2 separate regions of the Homo sapiens genome follow, and region 1 is linked to region 2. Evidence: chromatin loops called from intact Hi-C (ENCODE). Cell type or tissue: IMR-90. All regions are shown on one strand. Links, peaks and the distances in the headings refer to the core of each region. The heading gives the core; the rest is flanking DNA.

Region 1 (8,338 bases), core at 180-8,179, 720 kb before region 2:
AAATGCTGCTTTTACTTTGATGTGATCTCATTGATGTACACAACCAAGTTCCAATAAAGTGCTAGAATGTGCATGTCTGAGGTCTTTCTTTAAAGAGCAACTGTTAAACTCAGAACTCAGGTAAAAGCCTTACACTGAATGTATGGGCCTTCAAGACAGTTTGAATATAGTAACAGAAAAGGGAAGAGAAGAATCAAATTTACTTCCAGGGCTCTAGCTTCAGCACGTGGGTGAAGTTGTGCAGGTTACACACAGATAGTGCAGAGGAGAAGAACCGATTTTGAATATCAGATTCAAAGAATGACAAATAAGACCATGAATTTCGTATTGGACATGTTGCATTTGAGGTGCTTGTGATATTCAGGTGGACTCATTCAGGATGCAGTTGGAGATCTGAGTCTATTCCTGGGAAAGATGTTATGTCTGGTATTAGGGTATGGGGGATTAACCCCTATGGTAGATAATGGTGTACAAGTAGATAGGATCAGAATATACAGACTTAGAAGAGTGAGATGCTAAATGCAGAACTTGGAAGACACTAAATAGGAGGGGAAGGAGAGTAGAAGGGGAAAAAAGAGAGATTGGATAGGTCCTATGATATGAGGTGTTTCAATAGAGGTGCAATTATATACATATATATATATATATATATATATTTTTTTTTTTTTTCAGTAGAGATGGGGTTTCACCATATTGGCCAGGCTGGTCTCGAACTCCTGACCTCAAGTGATCCACCTACCTCCACCTCCCAAAGTGCTGGGATTACAGGTATGAGCCACCACGCCCAGCCCTAATAGTATTTTGTAGGTTAAGAAATGAGTGGGAGGTTAGGAAGTTGAGACAGTGAGAACAGAAACCTTTCCAAGAGTAGCATTGTAATACAGAGGTAAGAGTTAGAGGAGAGCGTCAGGGGGAAATGGTGAAGGGGGTTTCTGTCTTAGTACATTTGGGTGGCTCTAACAAAATACCTGAGACTGGTAATTCAGAAACAACAGAAATTTACTGCTCACAGTTCTGGAGACAGGGAGGTTCAAAGCACATGCAGATTTTGTGTCTGGTGAGAGCCTGTCCCTCATAGATGGTTGTGTTTTTTTTTTTTTTTTTTTTTGAGACAGAGTTTTGCTCTTGTTGCCCAGGCTGGAGTGCAATGGTACGATCTCGGCTCACCACAACCTCCGCCTCCCAGGGTCAAGCTATTCTCTTGCCTCAGCCTCCCGAGTAGCTGGGATTACTGGCATGCACCACCATGCCTGGCTAATTTTGTATTTTTTGTAGAGATGGGGTTTCTCCATGTTGGTCAGGCTGGTCTCGATCTCCCGACCTCAGGTGATCCGCCTGCCTTGGCCTCCCAAAGTGTTGGGATTACAGGCATGAGCCACGGTGCCCGGCCTATAGATGGTACTTTCTATGTGTCCTCATGGTGGAAGAGACAAACAAGCTCCCTCAGGCCTCTTTTACATGGAAACTAATCCCATTCATTACAGCAGAGTCCTCATGACCTCATCACCTCCCAAAGGCTTCACCTCTTAGTGCCATCACCATGGGGTTGGGTTTCAACATATGAATTTTGCAGGGACACAAACATTCAGACCATAGCAAGGGGATAGTTAAGATGTCATAAGATTCTGATAGGTTTGCTCAGCATCTCTTCCAACTGTTTTTCTGGCATGCCTTCCTGGATGGCAGAGGCTGGAAAATAAAACAACAACAAAAAACTACAATGAAAGTAAAAACCTGTATTTCTGTAACTACACTTGATAGAGATTCAAAAGTGATTTAGGCTTTGCTGTTCAGATGCATGCATACCATGTTTTAGTTTGGAACCCAGTTCAGCTGGGAGAGCTAGGACAGGGTGTGAGACAATCACAACACTGGTGTGAATCCCAAAGCTGCAGCACAATCTGGAGCCAAGCCCGCAGCTTTCTCATGCCTGGATCTCAGTTGAGGTGGGACAGTCCTGCAGCCCACAGCCAAGGCTGTGGCTTTCTTGTTCCCTAGCTTCCCACTTGTTACGGAAGTAGTAGCTCCCCAGGATGGCCGGTTCTGCAGTATTGATCTGGAAGGAATTCTAGTAACCCCTGCCTTCTGTGCTCTCCCAATCCTTTTAATGATTTTCAGCACATAATTCCCCATATTAAAGCATGTTTAGGCTGGACGTGGTGGCTCACGCCTGTAATCCCAGCACTTTGGGAGGTCCAGAGGACAGGAGTTCGAGACCAGCCTGGCCAACGTGGTGAAACCCCCTCTCTACTAAAAGTACAAAAATTAGCTGGGCATGGTGGTAGGCGCCTGTAGTCCCACCTACTTGAGAGGCTGAGGCAAGAGAATCACTTGAACCTGGGAGGTGGAGGTTGCACTGAGCCGAGGTTGCGCCACTGCACTCCAGCCTGGGCAATAGAGCGAGACTCTGGCTCTAAATAAATAAATAAATAAATAAAGCAAGCATGTTTAATTTCCATTTGCCAGAGTATACCTTAATTGATCCAGATGGAAGAAAAATCTATTAATTCCTATCAATTATTATCCTAGCAATTCAACTTCTAAGTCCATCATGTGATCCAGTATTACAGAAGAAGAAGTCTGTTAATGGGAGGCAGATGGTCTTCTAGCAATAGAGATGGCAAGGAACTGGTGGCCTCAAGGAGAGCTCAGAGAGGTCTACTGGTGGCGACAGAATGAGAACTTTGCTTATAGTATTGCTGAAACAATACTATAAGAATAATGAACACTCTGGGATGCCAACACAGGCGGATCACTTGAGGTCAGGAATTAGAGATCAGCCTGGCCAGTATGGTGAAACCCTGTCTCTACTAAAAAAACAAACAAACAAAAAGTGAGATAGTTGAGTTAGAAAATGTATAGTGTTTTGTTGGCCTCTTTGAAAAATAAGCGGTCTGATAATATGTAACAAAGTTTAAAAATTGTATCTATTGAAATTAGTGCTTATATTAGTTGTGTGAGATGATTTACATTTAAAAATGTAAAGAATATATGTGTGCTTATAGGTAAGAACAATACATGAACATATTTTCCATCTGCTCCCAATACGTGTCAGTTCATCTTTCTACATTTAACATTTACTGAAGGTAGCAGAAGTAACGTTTTGGAAGAAAAGGATGTTTGGTAAATCAGAACACTATTTCTTGCAATAACTAAAGATCATTAATAACATTTCTTCCAAACTTCCCCCTCCCCAACTCCAACTCCAGAAATAACCAACTAGTTTGATAATTACTAGAAGAAAAAAAGAGAAACAATTGTAATATTTATACAGACATAAAGGAATGGTCTGGTAAATATGGTACAAACAATGAAATAAAACACGGCAACTGAGCACTATCTATTATATTGGTAGTTAACAAAAAGCAAAATACAAAATTGCACCTTCTCAACACCAAAAAAATTGCAGATTTTGCCATTACTTTTAGAATGGTAAAAACTGCATTACTTTTGCACCAACCCAAAACAATTATCTATAATAAAGTCATGAATATATATATTGTCAATTTGTCACTAATAAAATTATTTTGGTGGTATTTTGTTCCATTTCTTCTTACAGGGGTAATTTTTTCTGTTATACCTCAAATGTAACTGGCTTAAACTGATTTCTTTTTTCAACCAAATATGTGTCTTTGGAAACAAACATTCTAATGGCATGCCTCTATACATATCTACCTAGTTCAAGGGAATGCAGTTTGGGAGACTGTGTGTACATGTGTGCACACTCCTGTGCGTACATGTTAAAGTGTAACGTGATCCACCTGAAATGTACATGCAGCTGTTTATATCATGTAGCCATCCATTTCATGATAAATATGTTTGGAAATAAATTTGTAGTACTACCTCCCAACAGCAAATCTTATTTCCTTTTAGTTTCAGTAATAGTATTTAGTATTAGTTGTCACTAATAAGGATTATTTTTAATTTGCAGATGGAAAGCTTCTTCCTTTCCATCCATAAATCGAGTGTTTCTTCTCAAAGGCAATGGTTCTCAAACTTTAGTATGCAACAGAATCACCTGAGGAGCTTTTCTTTTTTTGAGATGGAGTCTCGCTCTGTCGCCCAGGCTGGAGGGCAGTGGCGCGATCTCTGCTCACTGCAAGCTCCGCCTCCCGGGTTCAGGCCATTCTCCTGCCTCACCCTCCCGAGTAGCTGGGACTACAGGCACCCGCCACCACTCAAAATCCTGGTCCTTATCTGCAAAGATTCTATTTCAGTGGGCCTATGACGGAGCCAAGAATTCTGCATTTTTAAGGCAACTTGCTGTCCTTTGAGAAACATTGCACTGAAGTATTTGGGAACTTTGTTTCACTGTGATAGCTGTCTGGGACTTAAATCTTCCGCCAAAGGAAAACCTGGAAAATTTTGTGATTGAGCAAGCAAATCAAGCCCATGCGTAGTAGTAGACTGGGAACCGGTGGGTGTGAGACCCAGGCTCTATGTGGCCTACACTCTTCTGAACTCTTCTGAGTCTTGATTCCTGGTCTGTGAAGTGTGCAGTGTATCCGAATTAAATGAGAAAATCATTCCGTGCTTTTAGGGTGAGTTTGAATAACTTTTAGGCAGTCCACCAGATGGCGATATAACTTTTTTTTCAAATGGAGTGGTTAGCCTGCCGAAGTTGTGAGAGTCAGTCCTACAACATTCCTAGCAGATCAAGATTTTATGTTCCCAGTTCTGGCTTCAGAGACTGTAGCGATAACACAGGGCTCATGCAGTCCAACATCCCGTATAATACAGGTTGCCAGTTGTTGCCTTTTCAGTATTTCTCCTGTGTGATCCTGGACTGCTTGTGTCAGATTCACACAGGAGCATTTGCTTACAAATGCAGCTTCCAGGGCCCTGCTTCAGACGTACTGACCGAGAATCTCTGGAACTGGTTCTTCAGTATCTGCTTTGCAAAAACAATCCGTAAGTGCTCAACAAACAGGTTAAAGTCTGAGAGCCACGTGCCAGTGAAAAGGAGGTTCACGTCTTGCTGAAGCCACCCCTTATTAGCTGTTTTGTTAGAATTCCTCCCTCGGTGAGAGTGGGATTAAGGATTCAGGGATGCTAGTTCTGCCCTCTTGAGGCCACACTGAAGAGATCAACTTCCTTTTTCTTGGGAAATGTCTGAACATTTTGAAGGTCGCTAATCATGACTTACCTCACCTCCGCCCCTATCTTCTCTGGGGGTGGGGAAGAAGTCATACTTTGCATTACAGGTTGGCTGTCATCCTCCTTCCCTTTCCAGGAACACTATAACCAGAGACTAAGAGCGAGGACCTTCACTATTTCTTAGCTTTGTGATCGTGAGCAAATAACATAAACTCTTTGAGCCTCAATTTCCTCTTCTGTAAAATACGAGTGAAAATAATTATACCTACTTCAAAGGATTGTTATGATTATTACATGGGGTGATGAATGCAAAGTGAAAAGGTAAAATATAGCAAAATGTGATCTATTATTAACAATAATGAGCTTCAGTTTCTACATCTGTAAAATGGTGATGATAACTACTAGAGCATGGGGAGAATTAAATGAGGTAATATAAGTAAGGTAGTTGGTTAATGTCTGACTTAGAAGAGGCTCTCAATAGTAGTAATTATAAGATGGCCAATAATGTAAAAACACCAATGGTCTATGCCCCTAATGATGTGGGATTTTAAAAATCACTGAAGTAATGAGATTAGCAATTTCCTTACTGTTATCCTGTAGGATCAGCCTTAGAACAAGTATAAAACTTGTATCTCTTCTATACTAAGTTCCTTTTAGAAAATGTTTCTTAATGAATCCACAATTATTTAATAAAACACAAAGTATTCAATTTTTAAGTATTAATTCCTCACAGAAATTGCTTTCTAAAGTTTTAAGGGTGCAAAAAACATTAAAAATCTTTCAGTAAGCTAAAACTTTAATTAGGCCCTTATATAATTCTTGCTAAAGAGAGAGAATGGAACTGAGACTGTGAAATGAAATGACAATGATAATATTTCCTTTGAAATTTTTAAGGCCAAGTTGCATTAATGCAACTTTGAAATTGTTCCAATCACACAAGGTATTTAATTAAAGCAAATGAAAGGCTCTTCAATTCCCATAAAGATTTACATGGTAGGAAAAATGTTTCTGTTTTAGCAGGTCTATAACATCATTTTTAAAAATTACAAAAATTATTGTATCTACTTTTAAAGCTGGACAGCAATAGTTATAGAGAGAATCATTTAATTTTAGAGTCAAGCAGACCAAATTCCCATCTGGCTCCACCAGCGTGTTCCCTTTAGAAAGTAACATTTAAGAGTTTCATTGCCCTTGTTTGTAAAAAAGGGGATCATATTTGCCTCCACAGTGCCGCTGAGGGGTTTAAACAAGGTGCTGAATCTAGAACACTTACAGAGAGCCTGTAATAAGTACTCAGTGCTTAAATGTTACCTAAAAACAAAGGAAGATCATTAGCACTACCGTAAAAAATTATATATGGGTGGGGCACATTGGCTTGATTGGTTTCGCTATATGGGTTTCAACCAAACGTCTTGGGGAAAAATTCGGAAGGCAATAAAAGGAAAGTGGAAAGGACAAAGAGGATTGGAGTTGGGGAGGGTAAGAGACAGTTATAAGTCTGAGGAAAAATTAGGAAATAGCATAGAATTCTAATTCAAATAACTTAATTACCCTTGTATTTATATTTTTTCTTAAAGTTGTTTTACTTTAGTGAGCAGTCTTTCTTCTCAGATTGTGTCTTAGCATATTAATGAAAAAAACAGATGATAATATTACTGTACAATAAGAGTTTAGCAGTGATTGAAATTCAGTGTCAATGAAGACACAGGGCAATGGAGAGAAAAATCATAGATATGTCATGAAAACAGTTTTAGTAATTTTTCATTTCAACAACAAATTTCATAATAATGATATAAGTACATTCTTTATTTTATATATATATATGTTCTTTTTATAGAGATGGGGTCTCACTGTGTTGACCAGGCTGGTCTTGAACTCCTGGTCTCAAGCAATCCTCCCATCTTGGCCTCCCAAAGTGCTGGGATTACAGATGCGAACCACCATGCCTGGCCTCTGAATTTTAAAATAGTTATGAGTGCCTTTAGAATTTCTACTATTGGAGCCCTTTATGCTTCTATTTACCTTCAATCAAGATTTGCACCTCAGAAAACATAGTTACTTGTTGTTGTTGTTGTTGTTGTTAGGAAAAGTTCAGTATGAATGCTGTTGTCTCATTCTACATAGCAATTGTTTGGGTCATGTATAATAAAGAATTGATACCTACTCTAAAAATGAAGATATTTTGTGTTCTAGGAATTGAGTGGCACTTGGTCAAAGAATGATTTATGGAATCTCTGGGCATAAGGGGAATTGATTGCTCTTTAGTTTTTCTTTTCCACACTTAGTACTAAATTATTTTGAATTTATGGGAAGTTAAGCTAAGTGAACCACATCTTTCCATTTTGTTGCAAGGAGCTTATCACTTTCTAAACGGAGAACTATACTGTCTCGGAGTAATGGATTGAATAGTGGCCCCCCCAAAATTATGTCCACTTCCTAAATCGCAGAACCTGTGAATGTTACTTTGAAAAAAAAAGGGGGTCTTTGTAGATGTCATTAAGTTAAGGATCTCCAGATGGGGAGGTGATCCTGGATTATCTGAGTGGGTTCTAACCCAGTGACAAGAGTCCTTATAAAAGACACACGAAGGACTGACACACAGAGATGAGAAAGAGGCAATGTAACCATGGAGACAGAGACTGGAGTGATGTGCCACAAATCAAGGCAAGTTTGTAGCCACCAGAAGACGGAAGAGGTAAGAAGTACATCATCCCCTGGCCTCCAGAGGAGTGTGGCCCTGCTAACACTCTGATTTTGGACTCCTGGCATCCAACTGCGTGAGTATAAATTTCTGTTGTTTTAAGCCACCAAGTTTGTGGTCATTTGTTACAGCGGCCACAGGAAGCTAATACACAGGGTAAGCTGATAGGGGAATGAGAGAGTTTTTTCACAGTTGCATGAATGGGTTAAGAATTCTAAAGAATAATTAGCCAGGTGTGGTGGTGGATGCCTGTAATCCCAGCTACTCGAGAGGCTGGGAGGCAGGAGAATCACTGGAACCCGAGAGGCGGAGGTTGCAGTGAGCCAAGATGGCGCCACTACACTCTAGCCTGGGCGACAGAGGGCGACTCTGTCTCAAAAAAAAAAAAAAAAAGTTATTTGAAAGAATAAACATTATTGGGTAAGGGGAGATGACATGGTAGCCATTAGAAAGAGGGGTGGGGGGAGTGAGGAAAAAAGGCAAAAAACAGAGACCAGGAAGGTGAATAACCAGAATGTGAGCTAAGGAGATGGAATAGGA
Region 2 (8,338 bases), core at 19-8,018:
TGACAGAGCGAGACTTCATCTCAAAAACAAAAACAAAAATCCAAACAAGTCCAAAATTCCCTGACACTGGCAATTCCATTGTAGTAGGTACTTATTGGATGGGATATTGAAGATGATCTAGATCAGAAATTCCCACCCCGGCTGGATATCAGGATCAGCTGGAGAATCTTTATGACACAGAATCCTAAGTTCTCTCGGAGAATCTGATTCAGTAGTTCTGGGTGGCACGTGGAAATATGTATTTTAAAAATCTTACCATCATGGGTGTAACAACTGGAAGGGGGGCCCAAGGGAGGCTTCTGAGATGGTGGTCATATTCTTTCCTTGATCTGGGCGTTGGCTACACAGATATATTTGCTTTATAAAAATTATTTGAGGTGTGTACTTATGATACATGAATTGGTTTCCTGTATGTTTTATATTTCACTAAAATGTTAAAAAATAAAAAACCTCTTTTCAACTGATTCTGGTGATCCATGAGTTTATCTAGTATTTCTTCAATGCAAGCCCTTGCACCTGCTGCTTCAGAATTAAATGCCAATTCTAGGACTCACTCAGAACCTTCTAAATTAAAACCTCTGGAGGTGACACCCAGGAGCATGTCTCTTTAAAATCACGCTCTCCAGTAGACTTTGCAAAATCTTGAATTTTAGAACCCCTGCTGTCTGATGCCAGGTGGCTGAGAGAGACCCTTCAGCCTTCTTGGCTTTCCCTGAAGCAGGCCCTGGGGCAAGAAACACAGAGAAGGAAATCCTCTCCCCAACAGAGAGAAGCCCACCCAGCCTAAATCGAGTGGTCCCTGGACAAAGTCCACAAATCTTCTGAGAAATGATATCCCGAATGCCAGGCAGCTGGACCCATAAAGGGCAGGTCAGGCCAGGCCAGGCAGGAGCGCTGGTGAGCTGAAGGTCATGTCACTTTCCTTTAGCCAAGGCTCCTGAGCTGCTCCCTTGGCCTTAATGCCAGGGATGCTGGGTGAGTCTTGGAGTGCCTGAGGAGCTTAGTGAAGAGTTCAGGCTTTAGAGTGGGACACACAGATATTTGAATAACGAGGCCTTCATTGGAAGCTGTACAATTTCAGGCAAACTAAATCTCATATCTCAGTTCCAACTGCAGATGGGGCTAATGACCCTGCTTGGTAGGGCTGTGGTGCCGATTAGTTTAGGTGACATCTACACAGAGTGTGGCGTACAGCAGGCTCCCTATAGCAACTGCTACCACGGGAATGACAGTCACCGTTGATCTGGGGCTTATTGTGGGCCAGCCATGGGTTAAGTGCTTTTATAACTCTTACGTAATTTCCCCCCCGAACCCAACTCCAGGAGGCAGATGTATTTATTTTGACTATTTTATAGATGGGAAACTAAAAAGCTCAGAGGGTTTTAACAATACACCCAAAGTTACACAGCTAGTGACTGATGGAGCTAGGGTTTGAACCTGAGCTGTCTGAGTCTAAGCCTTGAGCTTATAACCACCAGACTATGGTAATAATAGTAGCAGTATTAGTAACTCACATGTATTGACCACTTTCTATATGTCAGGCACTGTTCTAAGCAAGCACTTGATACATAGTACTGATGTAATTCCTACAGCAGCCCAGCTCAAAGGCACAGAGAGGTTAATTTTCCTAAAGTCGCCTGGTTAGTAAGGGGTAGAGCTGGGATTTTAACCCATGAAGACTGAAGCCACAGCCTATGCTCTTAGCCATGATGTTAAACCACATATTGTAGTCTTACTGTTATTTTCTAAATCTCGAAAGGGAGCTGAGAATTGGGTATTATTCCATAACTAGATTTTGTGAGGCCACTAGCCGTCTTATGGTGATTGGTGGCCTTTGGGCTTATTAAAACTTCCCTGAACTCTCCCACAGAGCCTCAGTGGAATCTCCATGCTTAGAGTCAGGCGGGCTGAGCCCAGCAGTGCTGCTCGTCCCTAGGGAAGATGTAGTACTTACCATTGCAGGAGCAGCTCCTCTGCAGGTGGTGCCGCGGGGTTAGGATGCTGAGCCTGGCGGTGCTGTACGTGGGCCCAACCTTGGGGTCCAGATGCACTGTGTTATGGCAGATTTGACCCTGGCAGGTTGGCCCCTGGCAGGGCACCATGGGCATAGCTGACCGCATCTGAACCCCCACTGAATGCTCCATCTCCTTGGCTGAGTGAGTGATGATGGATGCTAGCTCCTGAAACTCGTAGAAGGTTCCAGAATGCCCCTCAAAGACCAGGAGCACATCCACACCAGCCACGGCCTCTGCAGGCTGGAGGCTGGCCAAGTGAATGTTAGCCCGTTTGATGTCCAGCTTATGGCTGAGGAACCTCTGCAGGTTCCGCCAGTGGTCACTCACCAGCTCCTCGGGGGTGAGCTGGTAGAAGCCCATCCACATGGCCTGCTGCAGAGCCTCCTGCCCCACATGCCACACGTACACATGGACCCCAGCAGTCGTGGTGAAGGTCCCATCGCTGACCGTGACGTTGAACGAGTAGTGGCCACGAGGCAGGCCCTGGGCGGCGATAATCTTGCCATCAGGCGCACCCACTGAGAAGTGCCTGCCCAGGGTCTCCTCTTCTGCCAGGCTATAGGTCAGCGTGTCCTGGGGGTCTCGGTCTGTGGCATGGATCTTACCCACCATGCCACCCTGGAACTCATCCTCTCCAACAGTGATGAAGATCTCCAGTGGGAGAGCAGAAGGTGCATAGTGGCTCTGCTCTGTGACATGGACACGGACAGACGTCAAAGACGAGAGGGGAGGGATGCCACTGTCTGACGCCTGTGGGCAAAACAAACACTGCTGTCACCCAACAGAACTGCAGTGCTCTTGCGCCCGACTGAGGCTGGGCCTCCTTGTGGAGCTACGTTTCTCTGCCCCACGCCCAACTTGAGGGCTGGCTCAGCGCATTGTTGCATTTAGAAAAAAAAAACCTAACTCCAAAAGCACTGACAGAAAAGAAAGATTTTCTGAAGGTTTTGTAGAGATTGAAGGAGGGAGTTACATCCTATACCATGCAGTAAAACAATGCAGTTTCCTCATGTGACATCTCTCTGAGCCTCTTCCTAAATCTCTCCAGCCATAGACTTGGGCTAACTTCCTCATGAAGTTTCTCATTCTGTCCCTGTCCTCAAGGGCGCCCTCAGATGTCTCAGCAATTCTGATGCACCATGCACCCTGCTCAGCCTACGAAAATTCCCCTTGGGATTCCCTTTTGCTATGCGATTGGAGTGGGAGTCGGGATTTGTCCTTCTAGTCAGTCAACGAAGTCTTCTGCTGTGGCCAGGAGAAAAGAGACAATAAATAAGTTACCAAATAACTTGGATAAAATGCTGGGAAGGAAATAAACAGAGACCTAACTTTGATCAGGTAGAAGAGAAGGAGTCTCTGTGGAGTGACATTTGAGTCCTGAGGGATGAGAAGAAGAGGCGACAGACAGAGGGAGCAGCAAGTGTAAGGTCCTGGGGTAGGAATGAAGGCGGTGTGTTCAACAGCACAGACGGGGTCACTGGTGCTGGAGCAAGTGGGCAGGGAAGCAGGCCTGACCTCACTGATGGGCTGGCACGCGCAGGGTTGCAGTTAATGTCAGAACTGTGAAAAGCCGTGAGGGTGACAGGACCTCACTTAAGTAGGGAAAAGAATGTAAATCATAAACGCATTTTCCTTTCATGTTTCACCACACATCCCTGCAACTTCCTGCCTGACTTAGAAAGGACAGGCTTGCCTTCTTCTCCTCAGTGATGTTATCACTTCCTCAGCTGTCAACGAGGGTCTCCACAATTTTCCCTGTAGTAATATCTTGTTCACCTGCACTCCAACACTTTTAATGTACAAGAAAGTTGATAAGATTACACCTACTGCTGGAAGTCATGCATAACACCGAAGAGATATTAATAGCAACAATAATAATTAACACTACTGTTAATTATAATGTATAGCTAACATTAGTTACAACAATACTACTACTACCGATTATATATAATACATAGCTAACATTAACTGAGTACAATGCTAGTCATTATCATAGATAAACTATGATAATGCTGTAAATACATTATCCTAGTTTATCCTTCTTATGAGATAGGTACTATCAAGTCACCCATCCTACAAAAAATATAACTGAGGCTCAAAGAGGTGAAGTAACTTGCCCAAGGTCATACAGCAGCAGATAAGGCCTGAGCAGAATCTGAATACCTATCTGTGTCTATAGCCTGTGTTTTTCTTTGCTGGCCTATGGTGCCTCCCAGTGCATGGAAGTGGAAGTACGGGACCAATGCAATTGATGGTGATGATGCCAGTCATTACTAAGCTCCTGTCTAGGCAGGACGTGTGCCTGGGTCTGAGAATACAGAGGTCAGGAAGCCATTCTCTCTCATCTCTCCCTAGGCAATCACATCCATGCTCTTGGCTTTGAGGGCCATCTACCAATCCTCTGAGCTGCCAACTCCAATTCCCAGCTACCCACTGGACACCTCTGCTTGGATGTCTCACAAACAACTGGGAAATAATGTGCAAAACAGAGCTTCGGTTTAGCCCATAAACCTGTCCTGCCTTCCCGTCTGGGCCTTTCCAGTCTCATAAATGCACTACCACCGAAGTCTTCATGGGAGCCAACAATTTAGAAATCACCCCTGAATCGTCTCTGTTCTTTCTAACTGCACATCCACTCCACCAACTCCTATCAATTTACATACAAAATATGTCCGAAATCTCTCCGCTTCCTGCATCTTCTCCATCACTCCGTGGTCTCAGCCCCACTATCTCCAGCTTGGATGACTTCTCACTGGTCTCCCTCACCCACTCTATAGAGCTTGAAAAATGAGCTTCCTGAGACACAAAGAGGATCCCTTTTCCGTCTGAAACCCTCCAACCACCTCTCATTGTACTTAGATTAGAATCTAAAAGTGTTACCAAGGCTTATACTTAGAAGATTGGATGCCCTGGTTTGTCAAGGACAGTCTTGATTTTTACCTGTTGTAAATCAGCTACTACCAAGTATTATTTTTAGTGCCTGTTTTGGACTCTATGTTTGTGTCCCCTCAAAATTCATATGTTAAAATCTAATCCCCAGTGTAACAGTATTTGGAGGTGGAGCCCTTGTGAATGGGATTAGGGCCCTTATGAGAAGGGCCATGTGATACAATGAGAAGCCGACAGTCTGCCATTCAGAAGAGGGCACTCACCAGAACCTGGCCATGCTGGCACCCCGATCTGGGACTTCCAGCCTCCAGAACTGTGGGAAATACATTTCTGTCCTTTAAGCCACCCAGCCTATGGTGTTCTGTTGTAGCAGCCCAAATGGACTAAGTCAGTGCTTCTCTCACTCTCAAAGATCACAGTTTGGACCTCAGATAATACAGTCATCCAAGCCACAAGGCCCACATGATCTACCCAGCCTATCTCCTCAGCCTCATTCCCACCCCTGCTCATGATGTTCTCAGTACCTCAGCCATACCTCAAGCCACTTCAGGCTCTTTCCCAACTCATGTTGCTCTTCCTGCCTGGAAGACTCTCCTGCCCACTTTTCACATGGTTGGCAGCTTGGCTCTCTGCTCAGATGTCACCTCCTGGGGGCAGCCTCCCTCTGAATGTGTGTCCCCCTGTCTTATGAGTCTCTCATCACTTTACTTCCTTATCATCATTTGTAAAGATGTTATTTCTTTCTTTATCTGTTTATTGTTTATCTCCATGATTACAATGGAAAGCCCCTGGAGACAGGAATCATTCCCTCCTTACCCTCTGCTATGTTCCTAGCAGCTTGCAAATGGCCTCGCATGTAGTAGATGCTCAATAAATACTTGTCGAGAGATGGACTGACTGACTGAAAGAATGAATACATCATTCCCAGCCCATAAGTTTACAGAATAGTAGGGTCCACTGGACTTGAGATTTAGGAAAGAGATTTGGAGAAATAAAGTGAGGGAGAGATATCAGACCACCATCTTGGCCACTGTTCTTTAGCAATTCCTATGAAACCCATAACACCACCACCAGAATCCCCTACACACATGTGCATACAATATCTCACTTGAGCCCCAAGCCAGTTCTCTGAGGTAGGTTGTTTTAGCTCCTGAGGTTCAGAGAGCTGTTCTGGCTAAGCTCTAGGAGCTACAGCCAGAGGGTGTTTTGCCCAGGCACAGAGCAGGGATTAAGAATTTGGAGTCTGGGGTCAGAGTGCTTGGGTTTGAAGCAACCCACCTTTGCCACTTATTACCAGTATTACTTTAAGCCAGTCACTTAAATCCCCTGTGTTCCTCAGTTTCCTCATCTGTAAAGCGGGGTGGTAACTATACCTGCCCTGAGTGTTATGAGGCTTTAGTCCTGAGAAGGACCTAGCCCAGTGCCTGATGCATCCTAAGTGCTTTGTACATTTTTTCCCTAATGACAGAAGCACTGGTGGGGCTTTTGCCAGCATCTTTACTGTCCCCATGGTCACCACCAGAAGCCTAGCACAGCTCTCACCTGGATCTGAAGCTGATACCATTCCTGAGCCCTCCTGCTTAGGCCCTCAGCAGTCACCAGCCATCCATCCGGGGTCACTCGGAAGGCAGAGCCGTTGTTCCCCTTGGTGATTCGAAACGAGTAGGGGGGGCCATTCTCTGGAGAATCTGGGTCACTCAGGATCAGCTGCAGGACTTTGCTGCCAATGGGGGAGTTCTCCTGAGACCGAGAGTGACAAAGAAGGCAAAGAGCAGAATGAGTCCCGGTCCTTCCTTTCGCACGTGTCTGGGTATGTCATCTGGAATGAGTCCTCAGCACTCTGACTGCTTGTAGATGGTGCCTGGACATCAAGCTGCTGCTCATTCATTCTGCCTGCCTTTGAGGTAGTTGTTGACTTTGCTGTCTAGACCAGGAGCTCCCCAAGGGCAATGTTGGGTCTTAGAAACACAGCCCATTGGGGCAGGAAGGATCCTTAGAGAACAAAGGTTAAACCCTTTATTCTGTAGAGAGATGACTTGCTCAAGATCACACACTGCTGAATCATGTATTTAAATTAGTTATTACCTGGATTACATAAGGGAATGTTGCGATTTGCAAAGCCAATTGAACACTTATAAATGATTTCTTCCTTAGAGGACCTGCATGCAATATGTATCTGATAAGCACACTTAAAGATGACTAGGAATTTAATAAGAAAAACCAGATTCCCTGAGTATCATTTTAGCCTTTGTTGTATAACATGGGCATTTAGTATACTATAACACAATGGTTGCTAACTATTTAGCATCACAAACAGAATCTAATGGGCAGAAACTGATCGTTGCCTATCCAACAGACATTCTCTGTTCCTTTCTTATAAAATCCTGCTTTGGTTCAGATGTGGACTGGCGATATTCTCAGAAAAGATATTTTTAGTCAGGTAACTTATTATTTGCAGCCAAAGCATCCTAACCCATACCCATAATATATAAAACAGGTAAAAGTGGAACAGCCCTAGGTAATGCATAGTAGGACCCAGAACTCTGCCTTTTTATTCACTCCCTCACCTCCCTTCACCACTTACAGCCCTGAAAATTACTCATAGAATCCCAAGGCCCTCTCCAAATCCTATTTGCAAACCATTAGTAGGGAATAGCTTGGGTTCTGGAAACAAACAAAAAAATCCCTGGGGTTCAATCCCAAGTTTGCCACATTCCAGGTATGGCATGTTTTCATACCTCAATCTTCTAAATCTGTAAAATGGGTACTACCTACTTCATATGGCTGTTATGAGTCTCAAATGAGGTAATGGATATGAAAGTGCCTAACACAGTGCCTGATTCCCTTCAATTCTATAATGCCCTCCAGCAGTCTGTGTTGCCTTTGGGGACATCAGTGGCAAAGTCACAGTCATTGTTCATGTGGACTAATGCCACTGAGGGGCATCTTCTGCTAGAAGGGAAATGAAGGGAGGAAGGGCTCAGGGTGCCTTGGAGGCTCAAGCTTACCTGGACAGTGGTGCTGTAGTTGAGCTGGAAGAATCTCGGTGGGTTATCATTGACATCAGCCACTTGGATAGCGATGTCTGTGTCCTCATGCAGTGGAGGCTGCCCACTGTCTGTGGCTCGGAGCTTCAGGGAATAACTAGAGGCCTATTGCAAAATGTCCAGTGGAGGTTAGCAATGAGGTAGCTGTCCCTCACTTCTGCCCCCTGAGTCATCACTAATATTTTCAAAAAAAATAAGAAGGAGACACTTTCCTATGCCCACCCCCACTGCCCACCCGTAGCATTTTAGGGCTTAGGTTCTGGAGTCAGACAGAAATAGGTGTGATTCCCTACTCAATCATTTGCTGGCAATGAGACCTTGGGAAAGTGAATGAATTTATGTGAGGATAATGTCAGGATGCACTTCCTTAAATTATTTTGAGGATCA

The links. Hi-C counts contacts between places; a loop is a spot of excess contacts. Peaks named below come from ENCODE experiments on the same cell type or tissue, not always from the same donor. Only the 100,000 strongest peaks of a DNase experiment are listed, where the experiment ranks them.
Region 1: it touches region 2 in a loop (17-fold over the local background); 2 of 110 quality-filtered maps call a loop at or near these places.

The regions. Positions count from the first base shown.
Region 1 is chr5:150,796,664-150,805,001 of GRCh38, forward strand. It overlaps SMIM3 (small integral membrane protein 3), which reads left to right. Exons shown (of 2, transcript NM_032947.5): 2 at 1-71. Among named protein-coding and RNA genes, the nearest start is that of SMIM3, 22 kb to the left of the region's middle. In IMR-90, for the core only: CTCF peaks have their summits at 4,565 (motif pointing right) and 5,062 (motif pointing left); a DNase peak (open chromatin) is centred at 4,598; H3K4me3 peaks cover 639 bases; H3K27ac peaks cover 379 bases.
Region 2 is chr5:151,519,322-151,527,659 of GRCh38, forward strand. It overlaps FAT2 (FAT atypical cadherin 2), which reads right to left. Exons shown (of 24, transcript NM_001447.3): 17 at 7,913-8,056; 18 at 6,447-6,644; 19 at 1,955-2,765. MIR6499 (microRNA 6499) reads right to left here and starts at 2,827; the gene lies at 2,766-2,827. It also overlaps a transcript of SLC36A1 not described here. RefSeq lists enhancers at 808-977, 2,663-2,832. In IMR-90, for the core only: CTCF peaks have their summits at 1,096 and 4,235; no DNase peak of the experiment used is centred there; H3K27me3 peaks cover 386 bases.